Linked DNA regions of Mus musculus: regions 1, 2, 3 and 5 are each linked to region 4. A link is a loop called in an ENCODE intact Hi-C map of the cell type or tissue named here. Cell type or tissue: heart. All regions are shown on one strand. Region 1 holds the start of A230028O05Rik (RIKEN cDNA A230028O05 gene). Region 2 overlaps Lpp (LIM domain containing preferred translocation partner in lipoma). Region 3 overlaps A230028O05Rik (RIKEN cDNA A230028O05 gene). Region 4 holds the start of Lpp (LIM domain containing preferred translocation partner in lipoma). Region 5 overlaps Gm38456 (a long non-coding RNA gene).

Evidence for each region. Hi-C counts contacts between places; a loop is a spot of excess contacts. Peaks named below come from ENCODE experiments on the same cell type or tissue, not always from the same donor. Only the 100,000 strongest peaks of a DNase experiment are listed, where the experiment ranks them.
Region 1: a loop joins it to region 4, with 3 times the contacts of the local background. A loop is called at or near these places in 12 of 42 quality-filtered maps.
Region 2: a loop joins it to region 4, with 2.5 times the contacts of the local background. A loop is called at or near these places in 8 of 42 quality-filtered maps.
Region 3: it touches region 4 in a loop (7-fold over the local background); 12 of 42 quality-filtered maps call a loop at or near these places.
Region 5: a loop joins it to region 4, with 2.0 times the contacts of the local background. A loop is called at or near these places in 3 of 42 quality-filtered maps.

The regions. Positions count from the first base shown.
Region 1 is chr16:25,056,154-25,061,153 of GRCm38, forward strand. A230028O05Rik (RIKEN cDNA A230028O05 gene) reads left to right here and starts at 3,486. Exons shown (of 3, transcript NR_040374.1): 1 at 3,486-3,650. In heart, a CTCF peak has its summit at 2,801; DNase peaks (open chromatin) are centred at 2,198 and 3,198; H3K4me3 peaks cover 1,663 bases; H3K27ac peaks cover 2,613 bases.
Region 2 is chr16:24,483,305-24,488,304 of GRCm38, forward strand. All of the region lies in intron 3 of Lpp (LIM domain containing preferred translocation partner in lipoma), which reads left to right. Among named protein-coding and RNA genes, the nearest start is that of Gm24440, 79 kb to the left of the region's middle. In heart, CTCF peaks have their summits at 381 (motif pointing left), 2,179 (motif pointing right) and 4,731; DNase peaks (open chromatin) are centred at 397, 537 and 4,657; H3K27ac peaks cover 1,304 bases.
Region 3 is chr16:25,062,254-25,067,253 of GRCm38, forward strand. It overlaps A230028O05Rik (RIKEN cDNA A230028O05 gene), which reads left to right. Exons shown (of 3, transcript NR_040374.1): 2 at 2,460-2,584; 3 at 4,303-5,000. Among named protein-coding and RNA genes, the nearest start is that of A230028O05Rik, 5.1 kb to the left of the region's middle. In heart, a CTCF peak has its summit at 2,504 (motif pointing left); DNase peaks (open chromatin) are centred at 2,508 and 4,738; H3K27ac peaks cover 441 bases.
Region 4 is chr16:24,390,820-24,395,819 of GRCm38, forward strand. It overlaps Lpp (LIM domain containing preferred translocation partner in lipoma), which reads left to right and starts at 2,531. Exons shown (of 13, transcript NM_178665.5): 1 at 2,531-2,785. Lppos (LIM domain containing preferred translocation partner in lipoma, opposite strand) reads right to left here and starts at 2,836. Exons shown (of 2, transcript NR_037954.1): 1 at 2,535-2,836; 2 at 1,737-2,288. In heart, no CTCF peak of the experiment used is centred here; DNase peaks (open chromatin) are centred at 2,412, 2,532, 2,822 and 3,772; H3K4me3 peaks cover 3,349 bases; H3K27ac peaks cover 3,928 bases.
Region 5 is chr16:24,280,128-24,285,127 of GRCm38, forward strand. All of the region lies in intron 2 of Gm38456 (a long non-coding RNA gene), which reads right to left. Among named protein-coding and RNA genes, the nearest start is that of Gm38456, 14 kb to the right of the region's middle. In heart, a CTCF peak has its summit at 2,479; DNase peaks (open chromatin) are centred at 1,624 and 2,354; H3K27ac peaks cover 1,120 bases.

The sequences.
Region 1 (5,000 bases), 670 kb after region 4:
GTTTACATTTGCTTGAGTCGCTGTGGTATGCTCAGGAGTACGCATGCACTCCATTTCCACATTGAACGGCGTTATAAAGGATGACACGTGCGAGTACACATCAACCTTGAACATTAAGATGCTGTGGAAGAGCCAGCAACCCACTGTCGGCCCTGGCACATCAGCTCTGGCCTCAGAAAAGCCCTCCTCCACTCCACTCCATATTCAACATAGGCAGCTGCTCAGCTGGAACAGGAAGCTGGCCTCCAAATATTGCCTTTTCATTCTCAGTGGGACCCATGGGGGTCCTCCTGGCTTCTTGGAACTTTTGGACTCCTGGTTTCCACTTTTCAGTCTGTTGTCTTTTGACTTTTGCCCCATCTCTGAATCTGGCAATCTTGCAGTCTGGTGAGCATGCCCTTTCCATTCCGAGGTGGGTTTAGCTGCATTTTATTTTATTTTATTTTATCTTATTTTTACTGGGAATTTTTGTCAACTCGAAGTGTCTAGATCTTGGTAGTTCCTCTAGGATGTGCTGTGTTCTTTTTACCATGACCACACATATTCCTGAGCCAATGACCCACCTATAGGTATGTGCTTGGGCTTCTTGATGCTTCATGACACTTAGTGTTTTGTGATAGTCAAAGCAGACACCAGTTTCCCTTGGTATTAGATATTTATGTGCTCCTAGCATGTCTTTGCTTACTTATCCTCCTCTTGAAGGCCTGGACACGATCCACTTTCATTCGTCAAGTTTGATCATGCAGAGTTAATACATAATATTTACCAAATCAGTGCCCTAACAACGGAGTTACTAATGCTGGCTGTGAGCTGTCTTAGAGAGCACCGCAAGTTGTTCATGTATAGTATTCAAATTTAATCTTGGGAGAATTCCATTCTAAAAATGAGGAAAACATAGAGTGGCTATTTAGTGTGTGTGCACTTTCAGATAGGCATTATTCTAGGAAATCCCTATATATGTTCAGTTTTCATTCTACGGAGCACTTTACTGTGTGCCAGGCATATATTTTATCCCTTTACATTTAAACTCATTTTACCCACATAATTATAAAGCATGCACTATTGTTACCCTCTTGTATTTGATAAAATTGAAATTCATGGAACTTAAAAAATATATCCAAGTCAAAAAATAGAATTCAGATTCCCAATTCAGTAGTCTGGTTGAAGAGACATTCATTCCTTTCTGGTCACTGGGCTCCTTCCCCAGTCAGCCCTGCAGCACAGCCTCTATAAGCCGTGGTTATGTCCATTTTCACAGAGAACAAAGTAGACACCCACACAGATTAAATACCTGTACTGCAGCCCAGAGCTGAACCTCGACTGTGCTTTGAACATTCATCTGTTTTCAGAGACACGTGACAATTTTCAGCTTAGGTACATATGATATTGTCCAGCCATATGAGAGTTTTACTGTGCTCGGAGGGTTGGCCTGAACACAATGTATGTTGGGGAGGGTGGATACTTATAAATCCTAAGATGCAGAACTTCCTTTCAAGAGGCAAGTAAAAAGCTATTAAAATAATCTCTACCCCCCAATTTCTGTTTCTTTCAGCACGGTATTTCGACGGTGGTTCTTTAACCATTCACACTGAACGAGGAAAATGTTAAGTTTAAAATGGTCAGCAAAGGTGAGGTGGAACTTGTGGGCCTAGGTGGTGAGACGGACAGCCTTTCTATTTAAGGCCAGATGCACTGGCTGGGTTTAGAGATGTTTAGAGAAAAATAACAGTTCTCTACACCCAGATTCATAAGTGTGGACAAAACTGGTATGGTGATGTGGGGACCAGAGAGCAAATAATCAGATTGCTCACAGCAATATTTCTCTGTGACTGAGTGGGCTTGTGGTCGGATCTAAGAAAGAAGTAAGTGTGTTGACCTCAACTCAGGATGCAGACAGGCCCACTTTGGGCTCTCTCCATACAGACTCACCATCAGATGACCATGAGCCAGTCATTTCCTCCCTCCAAGACTCTTCAAGGACTCCATCAAATGGGCATGAGGCTCCATTGTGCTTATGCAGACTGCAGTTGGTCATCAAGGTCATGGAAAGTCTTGGCTAGCTGTGAGTGTGAACCCGAGGTGGGTGTAAGACGCTGACAGGGAAGGAAGTTTTGCCCCCTCTGTAGTTCCTCACAGGGCATTGTGCTGACAGAGCCGTAACAGATTGACTCATACAGAACACTAGGGAAAATGGGCATGATTGCCAGTTCCTAGGCCTGGAACTGGCTTCAGCTGGTTTACTGGTGGGATTCAGGGATGGGAGGTGCAACGGGTAGGTGCCACACTCAGGAAAGAGGGGTATTCTAGAAGGAGGGGTGTTCTTCCGTGCCAGAGGTTCAGGATGGGAGACGTTAAGCTCCAGTCTGGGCAGGCAGAGGAAGGGGCTGGCAGGACCCCATGCTTCTCTTTAGCTTCACACTGACTTCCCGCTCTCACAGACACGTCTCAAAACTCTGTCTCAGCCTCCGTTTCTCCAGCTGTAAATTGCAAAGACCCTACTTTTCAACATTTTGAGAAAGGCCTAGTACCCTCTCTCATCTACTCTGCGAGACTACTAAGGAGTGGTGAAGTTGTTCCAATAGTCGCTTGGTTTCTGCCCTGAGCTCAAGTTCTTTTAAGCCAGTTCTGGAATCCTTTGGGTGGTGGAGCGCACAAGGATTCCTGTGTGTCAGTAAGTGAGCGTACGTGACAGAGGGCTTTTAAATGAATCACTTTGTATATAGCAGGGCCGCACCTGCTCCTCAGACTCTGAAGGCAGTGCGAGCAACAAGATCATTCAAAAGCGCCGCTTTCCATTCAGGTCTATAATTAGCCAGCAGGCTGTTCACCCCTGGAGCTGCTGGGACGGGCCTGGGGCAGCCTGGAGGGGCGGAGCCGAGCCCCTAGGCCCGCCCCTTGGATTCCTCCTCCCGCTGTCCTGTCGGGTCTCCGGTTGTTCTCCCCACCCCCATCTGCGTTCTGGACCGTGCCGGGCTCTACGGGGCAGGATTCCTGGAGGACAGGGCCTGTCCACCCTCCTTTCGGGCTCCCTCTCCAGCTAAGAAGCCCCTCGAGGGATGCGACTCCCCTGGAGCAGCTGTATTTAGAGTGGCATCCTCTTCCCCGCCAGCCGGCTTCTGCGTCCCGCTCTCGGGGCTACCGCCCGCTCACCCCGCCCAGCTCTCCGGGCCCCTCCCAGCCGCCTCTCCCTCTTTGTCGCATTACATAGTAATCTGAGATGCATTGGATGGGCTCCAGGGAACAGAATGTACTTGGCAGAGGCGCGGGGCTTGATGTCTGCAAAATGTCGGAAACTCAGCCAAGAGCTGCTAACTGGGTCATTAACCTCCAAAAGCGAAGCGAGGGCTGTAGGCCCTCTCTGCCTCCCTTCATCTCGCCAATAAAAGTGCCTCAGTGTGAAGGAAAGAAAAAGCCCAAGGTTGGCTGCTTTGATTTCTAGGCACTGAAGGCAGACCGGTCTCCTCCCCCTGCCCGCGCCCCAGCTCCTCCCGGCTGCCTTTCTGTTCGGAACCAAGAGTTTACAAGTGGCCTTTCAAAGGCCCAGCAGCCCTGCAGGGCCAAGCTGCAGCATCTGTGAAGATGTTACCCTCCGCCCTTCCCAACCGCACAGCCTCAGACCCATTTTCTCCCCCCTGGGTTGCGAGGGAGGGGTAAGTTTGGAGGTGGGGCGAAGAAGAAAGTTCTAGTTTAGTCCTTCGGCACTATTCTGCTCCTCCCCCTTTCTGCTTGCTACTCCTCTTCCTTCTACCCTTCCCCTCCTTCCTGCTGGAAAGCTTACGGTGCTCCATATACAAAGCCTGGCTGATGAGCTCCTGGCAGCAGCTGTCAATCCTTTCTCTGCCTGTTAACTGTTACCTGTTCTCAACCTACCTCACCAGTTGGTCTTAAGGACCAAAGGAGAAAGTCCCTCTTTGATCCTGTGACCTTCAGGTCTCTAAAAGCCTAAGGTCTCTAAAGTCCAAAGGAACTCCGGACTTGTAAGTCCTGGAAAGTAAGCAGAGAAAGAGTCTCCCAAAGGCGAAATATCAAAAAGGGAGAGCCACTAAAATCCACCCCCTTCAGATTTCTGGCCATGTTGGACTGCCAAAAAGGTACTTCCTGTGATCATCCAAACCCATTTCTCCGTGGCTAGAGACTCAGGGAGAATTTGGTAGTGAAACCCGGAAGTGGTGTCTTCCTCAGATGAGAGTCCTTGATGGAGAGAGAAGACCACTTGCCCAGCAGAGACAAAGCAAACCCGGGGAGGGGAGAATTGACTTGGCGAATCATACTTAGAAACAGATGTCAGCTTGTCTACACAGTAGGCCAAACCCAGCCCGGGGTGCCCATGTCATTCTTGCCGCGGTCTATGGCAGGCATATCCGATTGACCCTGCCTTTCCCTGAGCATCCCACAGAGGCTAGTTTCTGGGCTTGATGACCTCTGCCTGACTTCCTACTGCCATGCCTCAGTTCCTCTGTAGCCATCAAATCTCAACTTGGGTGCCCCCACCTCTCTTGCTGCCTTCTTTCAGTTTTTCTGAGAGATTTACTAATGTCCTCCAGATAACCAGTCCCTTTGTGCCTGTGTTAAGTCTCTTGTATGGGATATAAGTTATTATATAGTTATTGCTCCATGGGTAGAACTCATTCCTTGTCAATATCAACACCGATGGCAAAGGCCACCCAGCACCCACCCTTCTTGATTTGCCTTCTCTTTGTTTAGGTAGGCCTTCTATCTATCTATCTATCTATCTATCTATCTATCTATCTATCTATCTATCTATCTATCTAATATTACATATATTTTATAATAATTACATATAATTTATAGACAGGGATTATCTGTGTAGCCCTGGCTGTCCTGGAACTCGCTCTGTAGACCAGGCTGGCTTTTGACTCAGGGATCTGCCTGCCTCTGCCATCTTAGTGACGGGATTAAAGGTGTGTGCCACCACAGCCTGGAGTCCTGAATAGCTTCCTTCATCACGCTAAAATGTCTGGCTTGGGTTGCATTTTATG
Region 2 (5,000 bases), 92 kb after region 4:
TCACTACTTACCTCCACACCAGATTGGCAACCCTGGCCGGATGTCATTTCCAGTCATGAAGTGTCATTCCCCACAGTTGTACTCCGGAGCATACCATGTCTTGTTTACAGTGACTGGGATATTTGTTTGTAGTGTCTCCCTTTTGCTTCCTGCACCAACTTGAATTTACAAAAGATCCACTTCAGTTGTCATGCTCCCTAGGCGCATCCAGTGCATACAGTGACAGTCTGCCTTTCTGCTGTGGAAATACCCAAAGTCCGTCGCCTGTCACTGTGTGTTCTCTCCAAAATTAAGGTCATTCTTCATTGCCCCTGGGTGCCAGCCAGCTGAGCTGTACCCTGGCCTTGGATCTGTCCCATCCCGACTTGTTCCGGTACCTCCTGGTGGTGGAACACTCACTGTCCTGAAGCCACCTGTCATTTTCCCAGCGAGAAATAATCTTCCCTTCACTAGAGCCACACACTGCTCCGAGGGGGAACATTTAGGACTCATCACATTGTACCTCGAGCGTCTGCCACTGTCCACTTCAGGAGGGTGGGGTAGCCTCTGCTTACTTCTGGCACCTTCTGCCGTGCCAGGAACATGGGACTCATTCCAGCATGGATTCCATGAGTAACTGGATCACTTTTAGTCCATCGCAGCAGTTGTACAGAGTTAGCCTCCTGAGCTCTTGGAAGCTCCGGCGAGCATGTGCAAAAGGTCTACTGTGAGGAAGCAAAATCCAGTGACCTAGTTACAGCCTGTTCCCTGCACTCGTGCCTCTGAGGCAGCCCCAGCTTCAGCTTGAAGAGAGATGCTGTCTCTTCAAGGTGCTGGTTGTTGGCATATCTTCCTATGGGGCCACCACCTTCTTCTTTTCTTTTAAATATGATAACAATGAAATGTCATGTAGAAAATCCAATAATTGCTGACTAGAAATCAAAAAGAAAACAAAACTCACCGTGAGCACTTCTAGTTAGAGCTATGAAGCCTGCGCTTGTTTGATCGATGTAGCATTGTAGGGGTATCCTGTGCTGGTGTGTGTCAGTAATAACTGGTAGAGATGGTCGCTGGTTCTATAGGTAGACTGTTTTCATTCTCAGCACAAAAACTGAGCTACAACACATACTGTCACCATTGCTCTGGTGCCAAAGTGGATTTCGTGGTGGCATAGTGATTAAATATCTAGTATTTCAAAGGGCTTGGGTGTCCTTTTTGTGCCTGAGCTGTGCCCCAGCAGCAGCTATATGAAGAAAGCTACAGAACAATGAAATCAACGCGACTGGAGTTCAACACACCGTTTCTGTAGCATTTGGTGTGTAACCTTATGACGGGCAGGGTGTGGCCGACAGTGGGTGCTGGGAAGGCATGCTCTACCCTCTTTTTCTGTTTGGGATCCTAAGAGATTCCAAGGGCTTTTGTTCCTTTGAGGGAAGGTTCTGGAAGACTACAGCTGTCCCTATATTATCCTCATTTATAGTAATGGATCTTAGCTGAGCCAAGCTACAAATGGCAGGAGAGATTTCAAAGAGCATTGCCTAGTGGGGCTGCAGCTCAGTGGCAGAGCCTCTTTAGACCTTGGAGTCAATTCCAAGCACCGGAAAAGAAGAGAAAGAAAGGATACCGCCTTCCAGTGTGCCATGTTTAGCCTAGAGGTGTCTGGGATGGACAGTAAGACTTGGAGCATAGATGCCCTGCCACACCCTGAGGGCAAACGTGTGCTTTTTCCTCTGGAGTCTTTTGTTTTCTTCTAGTTTGCATTTTATTTTGTTCTCTTTTATTTCTAGATGGTCTTATCACTTGAATGATTTCTAAGCACTATAGTGAATTTGAAGCAGGGCAGGAAAATACAAAGTAGAAAATAAAATTTACCCCTGAATACATTCTGCTTTAATGATCGTTGTTAAATTTTTGGAAAAAAGTTTTCTAGCACCCTCGCCCCCCCCCCATTCCTTCCTACTCTCTCTCTTCCCCAGTGTGTCTAAATGTGCACGTGTGCACGTGCTCACATGTATGGCTATGTTTACAGTTTATTTATGTGAGGCATAAATAACCACAGTTTTCAATGCCATGAACTTTTTTACTAAAATGATATGTCTTGTACATTGTTTTTCTTTAAAAACAAAAGATAATTTTGCGTATGACTGTTTTGCTTCCATGTTTGCCTGTGTGCTGCTGTGTATTTGGTGCCTGCAGAAGCCAGAAGAGGGCGCTAGATCCCCTGAAATTGTAGTTACAGATGGTTGTGAGCTGTCAGGTTGATGCTGGGAATCAAACTCAGGTTCTCTGGAAGAGCAGCCAGTGCTTTTAACTACTGAGCCATGTGTCCAGCCTCTAGAAACCCTTAAAAAAAAAAAAACCTGAGCAGCAGCTGCTACACATTTGCATTTAACATTGCATATTCAAGTGTAGAGAGATTATGATGCGAAACTGTGGTCCTAAGGAAGAAAAGTTGCTCTTGCAGGGGTAAGGTAGAGGCGCGGTTGGTGAGGTGTGGCCAGCCATCCAAGGTCCTCTTCTTGGCAGTATGGAGAGAGAGGTCCTAACGTACAGTCAGGCAGGGCATGAGAGAAGGAAGATTTGGGGATGTCTGCAGTGAGACTGGGTCAAGAATGAAGAAATGATTCTAAGAATTAGTGATGAGCTGGGAGAAGGACTTAGGAGTTCAAGTAATCACTTGTTGGATAGGCTGAAATGAGGGTACCGGTCTCAGAACTAGATGACTCCAGGAGCAGCTCTAATGGGTACTCAGTGGCCCTTGTGTCATAGAAGATCATATATACATCATGAATATTCTTTTTGAGAATTTCTTGCACATATATAATACTCTTACCCTCTGTCCTCCCATCTCCTTCCCACTCTTGCCTTCCTGCTGCCCTCTCTCCTTCTCCTTACAAGCCCCTCCCTGCTTAGACAGGGGCTTACCCACGTGGGTGTTCAATTCCTGTTCTAAAGTGATCCTCCTGCCTCAGTCCTGTCATTACTCCTTTGACTTTTACCTGTTACCATGCCTGGCACTTGAAAAAAAATAGGGCTTCTCTCCCTCCCTGTTCGTATGTGTGTGTGTGAGTGTGTATATGTATGTATGTATGTATATGTGTATTATTTGTGTATGTATGTGTTTATAATTCATCCATCCATCTGTTTGTCTGCCTTATTTCATCTTTTTAATGGCTACTATTTTACCCCAGATTTAGGATATAGTTTTCTTAAGGTCTGGTAATATTTAAAATCCTTTATAGATTCATGACAAACCAATAGTTTGGTTGCAGTTGAATATTATGTAGAGTTGCCACCGAAATGATTCCTCTTCATTTAGGAAATGCCAATTAATATTAGAAGCTGGCAGGTACTGCACTGTGTGCTGAGACCAAAAAAGTGTGCTGTCTGTTTGTTCTGCTGTCTGTTTGTCCTGCCCTCTTGAGGCTCCTAAGCAAGGGAAGCACATACACTAAGGACAAAGGGGCCGGTGTGCTACATTGTTAAAGAATCCCAAACTAAAGAGACATGTGTACACACACAGACACACAACCTCTCACATACTTACTACACACACTCACATACACACATAGTCACACACTTATATACACTCATATACACATGTGTATTCACTTATACACATGCACATGCACTCAAACACACCAACACACTGAGATACACATATGCTCACCCATTCATATGCACATATGTCCCCACACTCACATACACACATCCCACACACTCACAAATACATGTCCACATAGTTATATGCACACACACACACACACACACACATACACTCACACATTCATATACAGTAGGCTCACACATTCAAATGCACACGCTCTCACACTCAGATACATACACTCACACATACTCATACACTCACACACACACACACACATGACCCCCACACACATACACACACACTCACACATACATATACTCACACACCCTCACACACACTCTCACCCACACACTCTCTCACATGGATGCACTCACACACTCTCACAAACACTCACAAACTCACGCACACATACACATGCACACACGTACACATACACTTATACTCATATACACATATACTCAGACACACTCAAAGACACATGCTCACACACTCAGACACATATGTTCACACACACACACACACACACACACACTCATATTCACAAACTCATAGACACGGTCACACGCTCAGACATGCATACACTCAAATATACAAACACACACATGCTCACACACTCACTCACATATACTTACACACACACTCAAACACATCTTCTCACTCTTAGAAACACATTTGCTCACATACACACACTCACAGACGTATAGTCTCACACACATGCTCATGCATTCAGACATACATATCCACACACATACATACACTCATGCACACACTCACACGTACACGCTTAGATACACATATGCACACACATTCTCACACAGTCACACACTCATACACATCTTGTCACACTCACACGGTCTACACAGGCAGGGAAGATTGTGCTGGGTGCGAGTCAGCCGCATTTCATAAATAAGAAGGCTGAGCTCTAGCTTACAGCAAAGGCCACATTAAAACCGGAAGTGGCAGCTGGGCTCCGTTCCAGACCCACTCAGTCCCCATTCTCCAGTGACACCTCCTTACTAGGTCATAGAAGCAGTGGCAGAGGGGGTTCTCAGAGTGCAGGCTATTTCTCTATGTCCTTTAGCTGAGCTATTTTTGTGACTATTCAGTACATGTACAATGCTGCCTCTCGAGTGTTCTGGCCAGACTGAGAGTGCATTCACTCCTGGCTGAAGCCTTGCTGTTCCCCCATGGCAGATTCCATGGAATCCTTGGCCCGGAAACCAGATGGGAACAAACTATTCAAAAAAAAAAAAAAATCCAATTTCTGAGTCTGAGTGTACACAGAAAAAAATTAGCACATGTGCTGTTGGACTAAGTGCATAACAGTGCACGGGTGTTTTCTGCCTGTGGGAGGTGAGGGGGTGGTGCTGGGGTCTGTTTACCGTTTAGGCTGCAACCCCCCACCAGTTAGCTT
Region 3 (5,000 bases), 670 kb after region 4:
GTAGTAGTGTTTATGGTCTGCTTGAGTGGGAGAATGAAGCCGAGGAGGTGAGAAGCCCAAACTCAAGATGTGGCACCTGGGACAGGAACAGGAGGCAGGCAGAGTGTGGAGGGCTTGAGTACTAGGTTGGGCCAGCAAGCTATTCCTGAGGGCTATGGGATGCTAATGCTTGTCATTGAGCTGGGCCTCGGCAGGATGTGAAGAGCGTTTCAGTGAGCTTTTTGGCTGTTGGATGGAGGGCAGCAACCTACTGCAGCCACTTTGATCCATTTGAGCTTTGCTTTTCCTCTTTTTGGAAATGAATGATAGCTCCTTGGTAGTCCGGCCATGCTGTTTTCGTGCAGTAAAGACCCCAGGGAAACAGTGCATGTGTGCATGTGTGCATGTGTCCTTGAATAGAAGAGGTAGGAAGGAGGTAACCGACTTGTTAGGCACAAAACCAACTCCAGAACTTTGTTATCTGGGGAGGAAGCCTAACCCAGCCCAACATCTTAGCCAGGTCTAGTCGAAAAGAACCCCTGGGTGTCTAGAGCACAGAGATCTTTATCTAGGACACAGCATAGTAGATCTGCAGTTTAGGGCCTGGCCACTGACCTCTGTCTAGACTTGTCTGCCATCTACTTCTTAGTCCATCTGAGACACTTGCATTTGAGAAGACAGCTATGCCTCCATTCTACGCAGTTATTCCTTAGCACTGTATCCTGCATTAGAGTCCCAGGAATCTTTATAGTTGGGTGGCTAGAGAGCTTCAGAGCTGAAACTTGAAAGTCCAGTTTGGTGTTTCCTAAGGCTTGCTGTGAGACCCTACAAAGGACGTTACTGTAATGGTGCTATCAAAGTTACCTAAGGACCTTTAGGCAAAGATTCATGTAAAAATGTCTCGGGAAGGTTCAACTTGCACTGAGCCCTTGGGTTTGAGGATGTATACTTGTATACCTGCTTTATAGTTGGTATCAAAACAGCTCTCAATTTAGATACTATTGTTTCAAGGAGGCTTACATACACAAGCAAGTGAAGGAATAGAGATCAGCTGGACCCAAGGAAATGTAGCAAGTGAAGAACTCTGTGAGCTTAAGAGTATTGAACTGACTGAAAGCAACCTGAGTCCTCAGTGGAAAGAGAAGGTCCGTAGATTCCTATTTCACAGCTCGACAGTGGATACTAGCTTCCAGTGAAATCATTAACTTATTTATCCTGTATTTGACGGGCTGTTTTTTAGAGATGAAACCAAGGTTCACCAGGAAAAGCCTACCTAAACAGTGTCATTTAGGTCCTGGGGATTGTGAGTAAGGTGGTGACCGGGTACAAGGTACATTTTTAGCCTATGTTGCAGGTTCATCCTACTGATTACTGTATGACCTTGATGCCTGTGGCTGGTGTGTACTGAACCATTATGTGTAGGATTTAGGCTCTGAAGTGTCTCCTGGTTCCTTCATTCTGCTCTTGGAAATGTCAACACTGCTGCGGATTGACTGGTGACACTCAGTCATTCTATCTTGGAGTCTACATACAAGCTAAGAAATGACAGTTCCCACCCTTACACTGGTGAGGACCAAAGGGTGGAAAGACATTGAAGTGGGATGCGTCGAAGTTCCAGATGAAAGCTGTCATCCCTAAGTTCATGTTTAACCACATAATGATGTCTGGCCACACCCTTACTCCTCATCTTATGGCGTTCCAAAGGAAATTTTGGATTTCAATTCTAACAAGTTAGTCTCCAATGCAGAACATGAAATATGAATTGTATCTCATGGATTCTACAGTTCAGTTCTCTTAGACAAGGACAATGAGACTTTACAAAGCTTACCCACTGGACCTGACCAAAGAAACAGGCAGGAAATCTTAGAGTCAGGACCACATCCCAGATGCCCACTGGTCCTTGGTGTTCCTTTTGATTTGTAAGCTATGTGTTGGAGTTTGGTCTCTAGGTTCCAATGGATAACTTTTGCTAGGTTAAAGAGTATCAAGATTGTTCTTGGCCTCTGACAGTTTTATGGATCTGCACTATCTATTTCTGGTCCAGTGTTGATTCTGTGCTATTGTTTGAGCTCTGTCCATAATATCTGCCACTGCCTTTAAGAGAGAGAGAAAAAATGTTCTCTTGTGCCTCACAAGACAGGGAGAGATAGACAGGGTCAGCTTGAGCAGATTGGCTGTCTCTGACACACACACCTGCCTTGGCTGATATTTGCTTGATATTTGCCATCCTCAGCTGCTTTCCTGTGCAGTTAGCTACCTTGTACTTCTGAATCTATAGCTTAAAAACAAACAAACAATTAGTTCTTCCACCCCCTCCTACTGAATGTAGCACTAAAACATCTGCATAGATAGAATTTTGTGAAAATGAGCAGAAAATTTGAGGCAATTCAAGGAGGACCAATAAGCTCTCCTTTAAGTCACCATGAAACCCAGATAACACAGTCGCCCTCTTCTAAAGGAAACTGTCCTTGTCCTCCCAGAGTTTTCCATGGCCATGCCCAAATCTTCTCCAAGAGCGCCCTCTGCTGGATGACATCAGGACCCCGACAGCCTCAGCCATCTTGGAAGTAGAGCCAACTGGAGTTTTGAGAGAATAAAAAGGAAGGTTGGAGAGAAAGGGGGTTGGTGTTTTGGGTGGGGAAGGGAAGATATTTGAGGGGAGGGAGAGAGGGGGAGGGGAGATTACCACACTGGGAAGCTCCGAGGCACCTCTATTTGAACACCATCCTAAAATAAGATGTGTTCCATCCATGACGTCCTTATGCCGCTCTACTTCTATTTCAATGTATTAACTTAGTACTAAAAGATGATCACATGTTTTAAAAGAAAAGAAGCAGATGGGGAGACCCACAGGCAAACATCAGGCAGAGTTTGGGTGACTTGTGAAAGAATGGGGGATAGAACTGAACAAGCCGGAGAGATCAAGGACACCACAAGAAGACCTACAGAGTCAACTAACATGGGACCGTGGGGGCTCACAGAGCCTGGACCACCTACCAGGGAGCATGCAGGAGCTGGACCTAGACCTCCTACACTTTTGTAGCAAATGTGCAGCTTGGTCTTTATGTGTGTTCCCTAACCAATGGAGCTGGGTCTGTCTCTGTCTTTGTTCCCTGCCATTGCATCTCCTTCCCCCTACCTGGTCTCCCTGGTTGGGCCTCAGTGGGAAAGGATGTATTTAGTTCTGCTAGGACCAGAGGTTTCAGGATGTAGCAGTTACTAAGTGGGGGACTCCCTTTCAGGGACAATGGGGGATTTGTAAGGGTGGGGCTAGGAAGAGAGCAGGAAGGGAGGGCTGTAATTGAGATGTAAAATGGAAAAAAAAAAAAAGAAGAAGAAGGATCAAAGGAGAGGAAGAACCAAGAATCTCCCTTGATATTGATGATTCCTTGATGGATTACAAAAGATAATTTCATAAAATAGCTCAAGTTCTATTTGAGATTTTATTATTCTTTCAGGTAAGTTCTCCGTCAGCTAGTCATTCCTACCCAGGGATTGAACAGTTTTGGAATTCAAGGCATATTTGTAAGTTCAGTGACTCATTACTGTGCTTGCACTTCATTTAGTATATTTAATTAGCATATTTATTCCAAAGAAGACCATAACTTCAAAACACTTTTTTAGAAGAAGAAAATGCATTAGCAAACTTTAAAAGTATATTTGAATATCTAAGTCATATTTTAAATTAAGCATGTTTGGGTAAATAATCTCTCTCTCTCTCTCTCTCTCTCTCTCTCTCTTCCCCCCTCCCCACTTCTGTCTGTGTGTGTTTGTGTGTGATTTTAAACAAGAAGAAGGCCTCCTATAAATAGCCTTTTTAAGGCAAGCTCTTGTTGATAGATTGAATTTTGTCTTTAAGACCGATGTTAGTGTGAACTTATTCATTGGTAGGAGTTTGCTACGAAAATATAGAATTGGAGGGTTGATAATCTTTAAAGTGTCATGTTCAGTAGACCAAAAGAAGCAGTAGCTAGGAATGTCCTTGTGGGATGAGCATAGGGCTGAGCTAACTGTTAGAACTCTGACTTAAAAATGGAATAGTAACGTTCTATGAAACATTAGGGAAGACTCCCCCATCTCATTACTCAAGTGGTTAAAAATGAAACCTGAAACGAATAATGTCCCAAAGGCTCATGGTCAGTCCTAGGTGGAGCCCAGACTGGACCTTGGATCATCCAGAGTGCTTAGCAACATCCAAGCAGACCTTTGATGAACTGTTTTTCTTATCATGCCATGAAAGGGAATTACAGGCAAATGCTAAGATGTCCATGTCTGATTCCTACAAACTCCATATTGAAATAATCTTCTTCATTGCATTTGCAGGTGGTGCTGATGTGACTTAACGGAGTCCTCAGGGTGGAGACTATAGTTGCAGTGGTAGCTTCATGAGTAGAGGAAGAGAGATTTTAGCCTGGCAGTCTTTCTGTCACATCATGTGATGTGAAGTGCCATCGTGGGAACTCCATCAGTAAGAGGGTCCTCAGCACACAGGACCCTTTGACCTTTTGCACTTCTCTGCCTCCAGACAGTGAGAAATACACTAACTTCCTTTGCAAGTAACCTAGTTTGTGGAGATCAGTTAAAGGGATGAGAAACAGACTGGTAGCAAGAGACTGAAGAACGCCGCTGGAAACTGCTGCTGACATTGTCATAAAACATGGAAGAAATTCCTATTTGAGACTCTGTCCCAGCTCATTGTATCCTTAAGAGACCTAGAAATAAACCACTCAGCTCCTCCCCACGATGACCTCCACTCTGTTTACACAGGGGCTGGCCAGATGTTAGAAAAAGCAAGCAAACACTTGCAGCTGTTATCAGGGCGAGGGTGGAGCACACGAGGTTCCCAAGTTTTCATCCAACACATCAGAACATAGTTAATTTTTACTGCTTTTGGGTTAACTGTCTTCCTCGTCCTTAACTTTTAACACTTAGTATTGAAGCTTGTGTCGAGAGATGCAAAGGGATCCCTGAGCTAACTTTAGCCCATGGCCAAGGCAAGTTGTCCTCTATAACCTTGGGAG
Region 4 (5,000 bases):
GCTCACTATGGAAGCTCAGTGTACTGAAACACTAGTGTTAAGAACAAGCTGCTTAGCCCCTCTGGCTTTAGTTTCCCCACGCACAGCTACAGAAATCATGCCAGTCCCTCAGAGGGACTTGTGGGTTAAGTGAATTGCATAGGAAAAGTCCTTAGACCATTGCCTGGCACGGACTCCAGAAACAGGGCTGTCATGAGCTTCGGTGAGGCCTTCGGGTACAGGTCTGTGATAAATGTTATGGAGTTTCAGGATCCATCAGCCTGATTGTGGCAGACTTGCTGTTGGCCTTCACACCAACCTGGAGACTTTCTGAGGCCACAGGGCTGCACCCTTCACTCATCTGAAATTCTGTACCATCTTTGTCTCTGCAATAGTAAACCAGTATTTAGACTGTACCGTGCTTACAAAGTGAGCCGAGTTTCCAAGTCCAAACCTCTGCACACTGTGAAAGGACAGAAGAAAGCAGTACAACAAAGCAGGATGTGGCTTTTGCTTTGTGCTAGGACTCCTGATGGCTAAGCACATGGGTCCCCAGACATCCAGTCTATGACTTTGTCACTTACACTGCAGGTGAGGGCCCCATGTGCTGCAATGATCTCTTGTGATTATAACTTTCTATAATGCTCATGAGAACACCATGCCTACCTGAGTGATGCATCAGTACTTCAGGAGAAGCGATACAGTGATCTCCCCCAACACAGAGAACAGTTTCAACATAATTAGTAGCATTTCTGGATCAACACAGCACTCTTACAATGTGTATGATTGAGGAAATGAATGACTCTAATTATACCTTATTAAATTTTATTAATCCTCATTAGAACTCTATTATTCTTTATAAGTGGGTTACTGAGAAGGGAGTAAAGGAAGCAAGGGATGCTGGTCAAGTTCTGTTATACCTAAACGAGCAATGGATGACTTCCATTGCAGTAGCACAGAGGGCACGCATTGGCTGAAATGCTTAGGGTAGAGTGAATACACTGATCTCTTAAAAAGCCGGACCCCTGGGAGCCTGTTTCCCGTGGAACGCACAGGTACCCGTGTTCTCTCCTGCTGTAATCCTACTTTTGAGTGTGTGTAGCTGGAAAACTTGGGAGGGCAAAGGGGTTAAGCAGTTTGGCCCCAGAAGTGTTTGAATTTTGAAGACTGCCGGAGAAATGTTCAATACATGTTAAGTACAGGAGTACGTACTTTGACACTTAGTCCGAAAGGTTCATCAAAATATAACCGGAGAAGAGGCACGTTGGAGCGTCCCCACCCCTGAAGTCCCTGGTGTACTTTTTCTGTCTGCATGACTGAGTTAGGCTGTAGAAGGTGAGGGCCCACGGTGGTGGAAGGTGGCTTGAGAGTGGGAAGGTCAGGGGCATGCTCAGACAGCTGTGTTGTGCAGGTCATGTTATGGTATTTTCCTTAGATCCTACCCAACCCAATCAAAGACCAGAATGGGTGGTTGTGTTATTAGCATGGGTTGAAGTTGTTTGGGAGACTGGGGTAAAGCAAAGGATACAGGATAGAAACACCCACACCCCCACCCACACACCCACACCCAAATCTGTGTTTTTGGTTAGTTTGTGACAGTGTCTATGTAAACCTCTCTTGTGCCGGGATGAAAAGCGTTCACTACTGAGGGCCAGAGGGCTTCCAGTGTCTCCTAGCCGGAATCTTAACCTAGTAAAAGGGGTTCTCATCGTTGCTCACTTTTACAAATATCAAACACAAAATATCCAAACCCAACCTTCCAAGAACAGGCTTGTCTTTATTCAAACCAGTTCACCCAGTTCGTGTATTTTCTTTTTTTAAGCTGTAAGAACAGAGCAAGCTTTCTGGTTGGTTTTCCGGCAGGGCAGGGTTGGGAAGCAAAAGTTAAACTCCAAAGGTTCTTGTCTTTGAACAAAGGACAGGAAGTTGCCCTGAAGCACTCGATTGCCATTGTTTCTCAAGGCTTGTCAACCACAACCTTCCAGGAACTGGGGTTAGTCACTTCAGTGGGTCAAGTCATCTGCCTAGCTCTAACTTGGGTCTAAGCTCACAGTTAGAGGCCGGGTCGTGCCTGGAGGCGGAAACCCAGCTAAGAGTAGAATACTGGCTCCTCTCCACGGGGCAGGACTGGGTCAGGTCCCAGCTTCGGAGCTCTCCTGTGCGAAGGGAACTGAAGTTGCTCTCTACCATCCCGGACTTCTGAGTCCTGCTGGAGTCCTGGGCGGGGCTCCGACGAGGCTCTTAGGGTGGGGGGTGGGGTGTTCCATGGCAGGATCTCTTTGCTCAAGCTCAGCTTTCCAATCTGTCGTCTGCAGAACAGACCCGAGTTGTGCCGGTTTCTCGACTTCCTCCTGCATCTCCTTCCTCTTCCTCCAGTGGAGGCAGATCCCTCTTTTCCTTCCTCTTCCCATGCTCCCTGTACCCCCTCCTCCCCCCGCGTCCCCTCCTCCAGGAAGTGCATTGCCCAGGGTCACCCACCTCGAGCCGCCGCTGCCCCCCGCGCCCCCTCCCCGTCCGGCTAGTGCGGCGGCCCGCGGGCACACGCCTCCCCATACCTTACATGGACAAATGCGTGCAGGCAAAGTCAGGAATTCAGGCCCCTGACGTCAGCCTCCAGCGCTCAGGGCACCGCACGGGAGACCGCGGGGAGGGGGTGGGGAGGAAGGAGGGGGAGAGCACCAACCAGCAGCCACTCCCGGCCTGCTGCTGAAGTTTCACTTTTTGTCTGTGGGTTCGCTCCCGGGGCCCGCTCGAGCTTTCCCGGGATAAGTAGCGTTAGCGGCGGGGGAGAGCCGGCCGCTGCAAGGTAAGGGCCGGCAGCGGGGCCGGGCACCGGGGAGGACGCGGGCCGGGCGGAGCGGGCCGCTGCGGGCCGCGGGCCGGGCCGGGACAATGGGAGGGGGAGTGCCCGGCACCTCCTCCTCCGCCCGAGCCTCCGCCTCCAGCCGTCGCGGCCGCCGCTGCCCGGTCCACCTCCTCCCCCAGGTATCGTAGCGAAGGCTTCCTCCCGCAGCCTCGGCCCGCGGGCGCCGCTCGACCCCCCGACCCCCCGGGGGACGGGCCGCTGAGGGTGGTGGGGAGCGCGGGGCGCCCTGCTCCGCCCCGCCCGCCGCGGAAGTGCGGGTCCCCGGCCGGGAAGCGGGGGTGCACGCCGTGGGGGAGGGGCGGATGCGGGAGTCCCCAGCGCGCCCCCGGCCCGGGCCTTTCTGGGTGCCCAGGGGGCGGGGCCGCGCCCGGTGGCTTCGAGCTTTCGTGGAATCCCAGTTGTCACCGCGGAAAGGGCCTAGGGACCCAGTGACTCGGAGTCTTCCCATTTTACAGTCAGGGCAGGCGAGGCAAAGAGAGGCAGGCTTTCCTGGAAGTCATCCCTGGAAGGTGGAGCCAGGTTAAGATCGGTGGCTCCGGACCTCTGCTCCCCTGCTGCCTTTTTAAAATTTTTTAAAAAATTTATTAATTAATTTATCTTTTTGTAAGCGGTTGTGGAGTCTCCACTGCTTTTAAGCACTGTAGGTTACAGAGGCCAAACTTTGCCCTCTGGGAGCGCTCACTGGAACGCAGGAGCCTAACCTGACTCAAAGTAGGAAGGGCCAAATCCTGGAGAGAACGCAAAGATCAGGTTTTTTTATGGGAGTTCGCGGAAGGACTTTTCTTATTTTGGCCTCCATGGCCGGACCCGAAATCCCAGAGGGGCCTGTGATTGACTCCTTTGAAGGATAGGGAGTTTTCTTAAGTAAAAAAGGCGAGGCCTTTCGTGTCAGGGAGGCAGCTGCAGACCAGAGAAGGCTAAATAAGGGTGGGGAGTGGGCGTGGGTGGAATTGTGTTCGTGGCTTGGGGTGGGAGTATGACAGGAGACCGTGTCAGTGGAGTTGTGGCTTGGGTACTTGGACAGGGCAGTGTAAACTGTTTCTGGCCTTCTTTCTCTTTAGGAAGGGGGTCCACTGCTTCCCCTCCCCCACAAGGAAGGCCTGGCAAGAGCTCTCCGCGGATCCTTTCTGGGACTCTCCTGTTTCTATACACTCCCTTTGCAAACTTGCCTCTGCAGTAAAACTTTTTCTCAAAGATGTTAGTGACTTAATGGTTCACTGTTTTCACTATTCCCGGCACAAGCGAGTTTTCAGACAAGCTTTAGGGGAAGAGGGAAAGTGTACAGGGCTACTGTAGAGTGTGTCAACCTCTCCCAGCGGGACCCTTTCTCAGTTTTACAAACAGGAAGTAGACCCCGGTCCACAGAAGTTGAATTGCTAGCCCCATATTCACTGCTGGATTGAGGTGGGGTGGGGGATGTTGGTGCAGAAACCCAGTAAGAATCTTGCTTTCCCAGGAGTCTCCTGGTGTCCTTGCCAATGCCAAGGGGCACTTAAAGAGGAAACTGTGTATCTTGTATGTAATCTTTGGAAGGTAGCCTGTGGAATCCAGAATACAATCTATTGAGGATTAGCTATGTGAAGGGTAGGGGGACACACCCGGGTCCTGAGCTTGGGCAATGCCTTGTCTTGCCTATCTTGAACTCCCTCCTTCCTCTCTTTCCCAACACCACCTCCTGCAATTCCTTGTATGCAGCTCTGGCCTTGGAGTTGGGCATAGGCAGTGGGAGAGGAAGCCAAGTTCCTGACTTGGTTATTAGGCCTAGGACTGAGTAGCACCCTTTGTGGAGGGACAGTCTCTTGTGCGAGGAGGTGATTCCTCTGAGAAAGGTAGACATTTCCAGAGTGGGAGAAGAGACATGATTCTGAAAGGCTTTAGGAATGTCGGGCCATCTAGTTTGCATATGACTTTTGAGGGTTTTGAGCAGGCAGGAACATGATTTAGAGAGTTGGCATCGAGAAGCAGCCTCCTGCTGCCCGGTTTCAAGGAGAGGTGATAATTTGGCTTAAGAAAATGATCATGGGCTGTTGTTTCATTTGCTTGGCATGTGTTGCTGAAGACCTATTATGTACCACCACTGTCAAATATAAAAATTGTATGGCAGGTTCTTATTTTTATTGAGACCGATCTTATTAAATAAGTTCAAATACACCTT
Region 5 (5,000 bases), 110 kb before region 4:
TGAGAGGAGGCTGCATCATAGTATCTTTCCCTTTCAAATATGGGGGGTAGAGGGGATACCTGTGAATACACAGAACAGCAGCCTGGGTTTCCAGTACCCCTTCTGAACTGTGTGAATTGCGTATAAAGAGCCTCATATTAAAAAGAGAAATGAATCAAAATTGTTCCCATCGTCTCCTGAGAGAAGTATAACCAGCTCTTCAGACATACCTCAAAGACCCAGCTTTGCTTCAAGTCCTGGGTTCTCAGTGGAAAACTAGAAAGGAAGGTCTCGAGTCCAGAGCCTGCCCTGACTGTTGAGACACAGAGAAGTCCACACCCCACGCCCCAGTTCTTCCTGTGTCCCTGATGCTATCTTGAGTTTCTGCATGACACCCAGAGTGAACTACAGTCACACCTTCTGTGTGCTCAAGAGCTTCCTGGGGCTCCCGGTTATCTCCAGAGTCTCTTCGCTGCCATTCAGGCCTCCTGAGATATCCTGCTTGCCTATTTTTCAACTGTAAGCCCTTCCTTCCCTCTTGTATCTAACCTGCCTATCTCCCCGTAGGCACCGTCAGAGCCCAAAATTCCCTTCAACTGAGTCTTGCCCAAGTTGGTTTCTTCCTCTAGAAACTACATTCACTCTTTCCACTCTCTCAAAAGGACACTTTAGAAATCTTACCTTTTGTTTCACCCCAAACATAATCTTGTCTATAGCACCTATACTCACAGATTCTTCTGAACATCTAGTGTGCCAGCAATTTTTACGTCAACGTGACACAAGCCAGAGTAATTTGGGAAGATGGAGGGAACCTCAACAGAGAAAATGCTTCTATCAGATTATCCTGTGGGCAAGCTTATGGGACATTTTCTTGGTTGATGATGAATGTGGGAAGGGCCCAGCTCACTGTGGTGGTAACCCTGGAGCTGGTGGTCCCAAGTCTATAAGAATATAGGTTTCACAAACTATGGGAAGCAAGCAGCATTCCTCCAAGGATTAGCTCCTGCCTCTAGGTTCCTGCCTCAAGTTCTTGCCCTGACTTCCTTGAGTGATAAACTCTGATCTAGAAGTATGAGATAAAGTAAATCCTTTCTCCCCAAATTGACTTTGGTCAATGGTGTTTTAAAACAGCAACAGAAACCCTGACTAAGACTTTAGTGTGGTCAAGAGGACTTTTCCACTTCAAAACCCTGTGTTTTCACTAGGGTTTGAAGTCTTATCGGTGTGTCTCCTGTATGCTTCTCATAGCTTTGCTCTGTACACAATGACTGGCACTCTGGGTGAGGGGAAGAGGGGTGATCTTTAGATACTAGACAGTCTTCTTGAAGGCCAGAGAGCATGGTCACAGACGCACATGCTGGCTGTTGGCTGTGGTGCCCTAATAAGGAGGCTGGGAAGGGAATCGGAGCATTAGGAAGAGAGTGGGATATTTCAAAGTCTCTTAGCTCCAGGATTTCATGGGTCTCTGCCTGTCTGAACGATCAAAGCAAAAGGCCACATTAAACATCTTTTCTGCTTCAACACCCCTGGCAAGTTCAATATCAAGTTGAGTGAGGTCTTCTTGGGCTTCCCTTGCCTGGCTGCAGAAAAGGCCTCTTTCCAGGGGCTGAGTAATGCTTACTGTTGTTTCCCAACAAGAGTCAGTTCTGTGTCTGGGGAGTCTGTGTTTTTCCTCTATACACTTCTGACTCTCGAAGGCCCACCGGCCTGCCTGGCCCAGGTGAGGCAGCTGAGGAAAATCACCTTCTCCTGTGGGTTCCAAAGCCTCCTGCTTTCCTGTGGGAGATGGAAAAAGGTAGATTCACTCGGGGCATAAGGCTCCATCCTGCCGCATCTCAGCCTCCTGCCCTTCTGCACCAGACTAAGCCAGGTGCTAATTCTTGTGTTCACAGAGAGACAAGGTGCTGGAGAGGCCAGCAGGTCAACGAGGGATCCCTTTACTTGTGCATCCATCAGGGAAAAGATAGAGTTTGATTTCAATCCGTTTTCTGGGTAATTCAGTGTCAAAAAGCAAGGAGGCCAGGGACCTTGCCAAGTCTTTGTTTTGTTTGTTTGTTTTATTCCTCTTTCCTCCAATCAGCGCTGGGCACTAAGGAGTGGGTGGGTATGGGGAATAGGGGCTGCAGCTCCCCAGGCTGAGAGGGAATGCTGAGCCTGCAGAAGTGGCCCATTGAGAGCTTTGGAGGGTGGCACCCCCAGCCTCCCGCCACAAGGGCAGCTCTGTCCTGAAAGCCTAGGGCTCTATCCCAGTCCCACTGGCTGAGAAGGAACAACATTTCCTTATAAGGCCCCTGCTGCCTTGCCAAGGCTGGACGGCTCCAAGAGACTGTAGCTTTCCATTCTCCTCCATCGGCTCCAGTGCAGGCCTTGAATGTAGCCCTTGTTGTTAGGCCCCTCCTCTGCTTCACAGCCCCCACCCCACCCACTTCCACTCTCTGCCAGAGCCAGCCCCACTGGCTCAGGAAAAACAGCTTGGAGGCCTCTCCCACGCAAGGAAGGCGGTGGCTCAGGCCTGCTGGAGGCAGCACAGGGTAGCAAAAAACAGCTTCTATGCTGAGCTCCCGACTGCCCTGGGGTTACCTTACATACAAGCGTGACTTTAGCAAAGGTCCTGACTTCTAGAGCCTACTTCCTCTCCTGGAAAATGAGTATCGAATGGCCTAGGGTCTTTTTTTTTTTTTGCACTGTATTCGAAACCAGTTAGCTCACAGCCTGGACATCACGACTTGATAAACTTGACGTTTATTACCCAAAAGACCTGATTCCTCCACAGCCTCTATCCTCTTAGGTTTGTGCTTCCGGTGCGTGATTTATCCACTTACGCGTCAGAGTGGCCTCTACTCCATGGAGGTTTCTCTCTCCTCCTCATGGGGGACAGGGGTGGGTCCTTTCGCTTTGTCTTCCCAATATTTGCAGGTACCCCCTTGCAGTTTTTCATAGTACTTCATTAAAGGCCCGTATCTGAATGCCCAACATACCAAAAGACACAGTGGTTGTGCAAATATTTTGTAAAATATTACGTTTTGTGCACCAGTGGGCAGCATCATGAAGGACACTTTCATATAACATGATGTGCTGGGATGCTCTCACCTCAGATTCTCACGACCTTTGTCCCATCTCACCAGTTCCGTATTCTGAAATGTAGAGTGACTGCAAACTCCAGGGAAAGGGCAACCTGTATCTCTTGAAGGCTGGAAGGCACCTAGCCCCTCATTTACACCGTGGAGCCCAAGGTTGTCATATGATAGCACAGCATATCGATAAAGGGTTTCTAAGTTGCCTGCCCCACTTCTGTATACACACACTAGGTTACCACAGCACTCACAGAAAAAAACAAGAAGATCTAGTTAGTGGCTTTAGAAGTTTCGGCACACTAATTAATGCCATCACAAATTTGTCATTTAAGAACATTGAACACCCTCCCCCTTTGGAAAAGTGCTTTACTCATGGGTCAGCTACAGTTTGAGACCTTCTCTGGGGTTCCTGACCCTGCATCCATTCTGCATCTATGATAATGGATGAACCTACATATCTTGTCAAGAGATGGATTCTTACTGCTCAGGGATGCTGTGAGTTCCAAATAAGGAACTTCAGTTTAACAGTACAAATCTTTCTAAAATAGGATTCTGCAAGTCACAGGTCAGTGATTTGCAAGCACTGCACAGTTAGCTGCTGTGCACAGCCCATTCTTACTCTTCACATCCCAGAAACTATTTTAAAGGCAAAAGTCTTCTCTCCTGATAAAATACCCTATCCTTCATCCATACACTCATTACATGGTGGTGGTGTTTGTAGAATAGTCTCTGGTTGATCATGAACTATATTCTAATACCACTATCCACAGAGCCAAGGGAAGATAAATCTACCGTGGGTTCTAACATCAGAATGTAGTTGCTTGAATGTCAAGAAGACATTTCTTATGGGGACTGTGCACTGGAAATGCCTCAAAGCAGACTGCAGGAAATAAGAGATATAGGGGATGCTAAGCAAGGAAATGTAAGACTAAGCTTTAGTCTCATTACTGATGCTTAGGTGGGGAGCCTAAACCAAGTCAATCATCTGAAAGGAACTTGTTTTCTCAGCTGGATAAGGTTAATGACGATACCTCCATCATTTACCTCCAAAGGTAGTGAGTTAAGTCAACGCTGGTCCTGGCTAAGGAAGTGCAAACAAGACCTAATTACATTAATAGATGGTGTGGCTCCCTCTGGGCTTGTTCTCTTGACTACAGAAAAAAAAAAAAACACGAAATGCTTTCTTCTCTAGGTTCCGGTAATGTTCACACCCCATCTCTGTCATAGCCACTGGCACTAAGCCATTACTGATAACTTTCCAGGAAATCAAGAAGGATGGGGGTGAGGACTGGCTCCTGCTGAGGAATTACTTCATGGGAGAGAAGAGAAGAGAAGAGAAGAGAAGAGAAGAGAAGAGGAGAGGAGAGGAGAGGAGAGGAGAGGAGAGGAGAGGAGAGGAGAGGAGAGGAGAGGAGAGGAGAGGAGAGGAGAGGAGAGGAGAGGAGAGGAGAGGAGAGGAGAGGAGAAGAGAAGGGAACCATCCTCTCACTATGGTCCCCTCTCCTTCCTTCCCAGGTACAAAGACAAGGACTTTGGCAGCTGGTCGGGTTCTGAGTGGATTGGGAAGTCATTTCTCTTCTATGGACCATCATTTCTCAAAAAGTAAAGTAAAGATAAAAAATAAAAACCAAAATAATAAAATGAAGAATCCAGACAAAACAATATTTCCATTTAGGACAACTGAGTAATCTATTGTCATTGCAGAAACACCCTTGTGAACACAAAATTATATTATTAGTAATCACACCAAAATGGTTCTCTCTAGGGCCGTCACAAGAAAATGAGTCCACACATTATACTGATCACTGTTTCAGCCTGCACTGTCATAACAGCAAAATGACCTCAAAAAAAGAAAATCTCAGTTCCATCAGTGTCCCCTTAGCTACTTTTAATGACTATTGATTGTCTGAACACTGTTCTTCATCATTAAGTACAAAGTCTAACTTT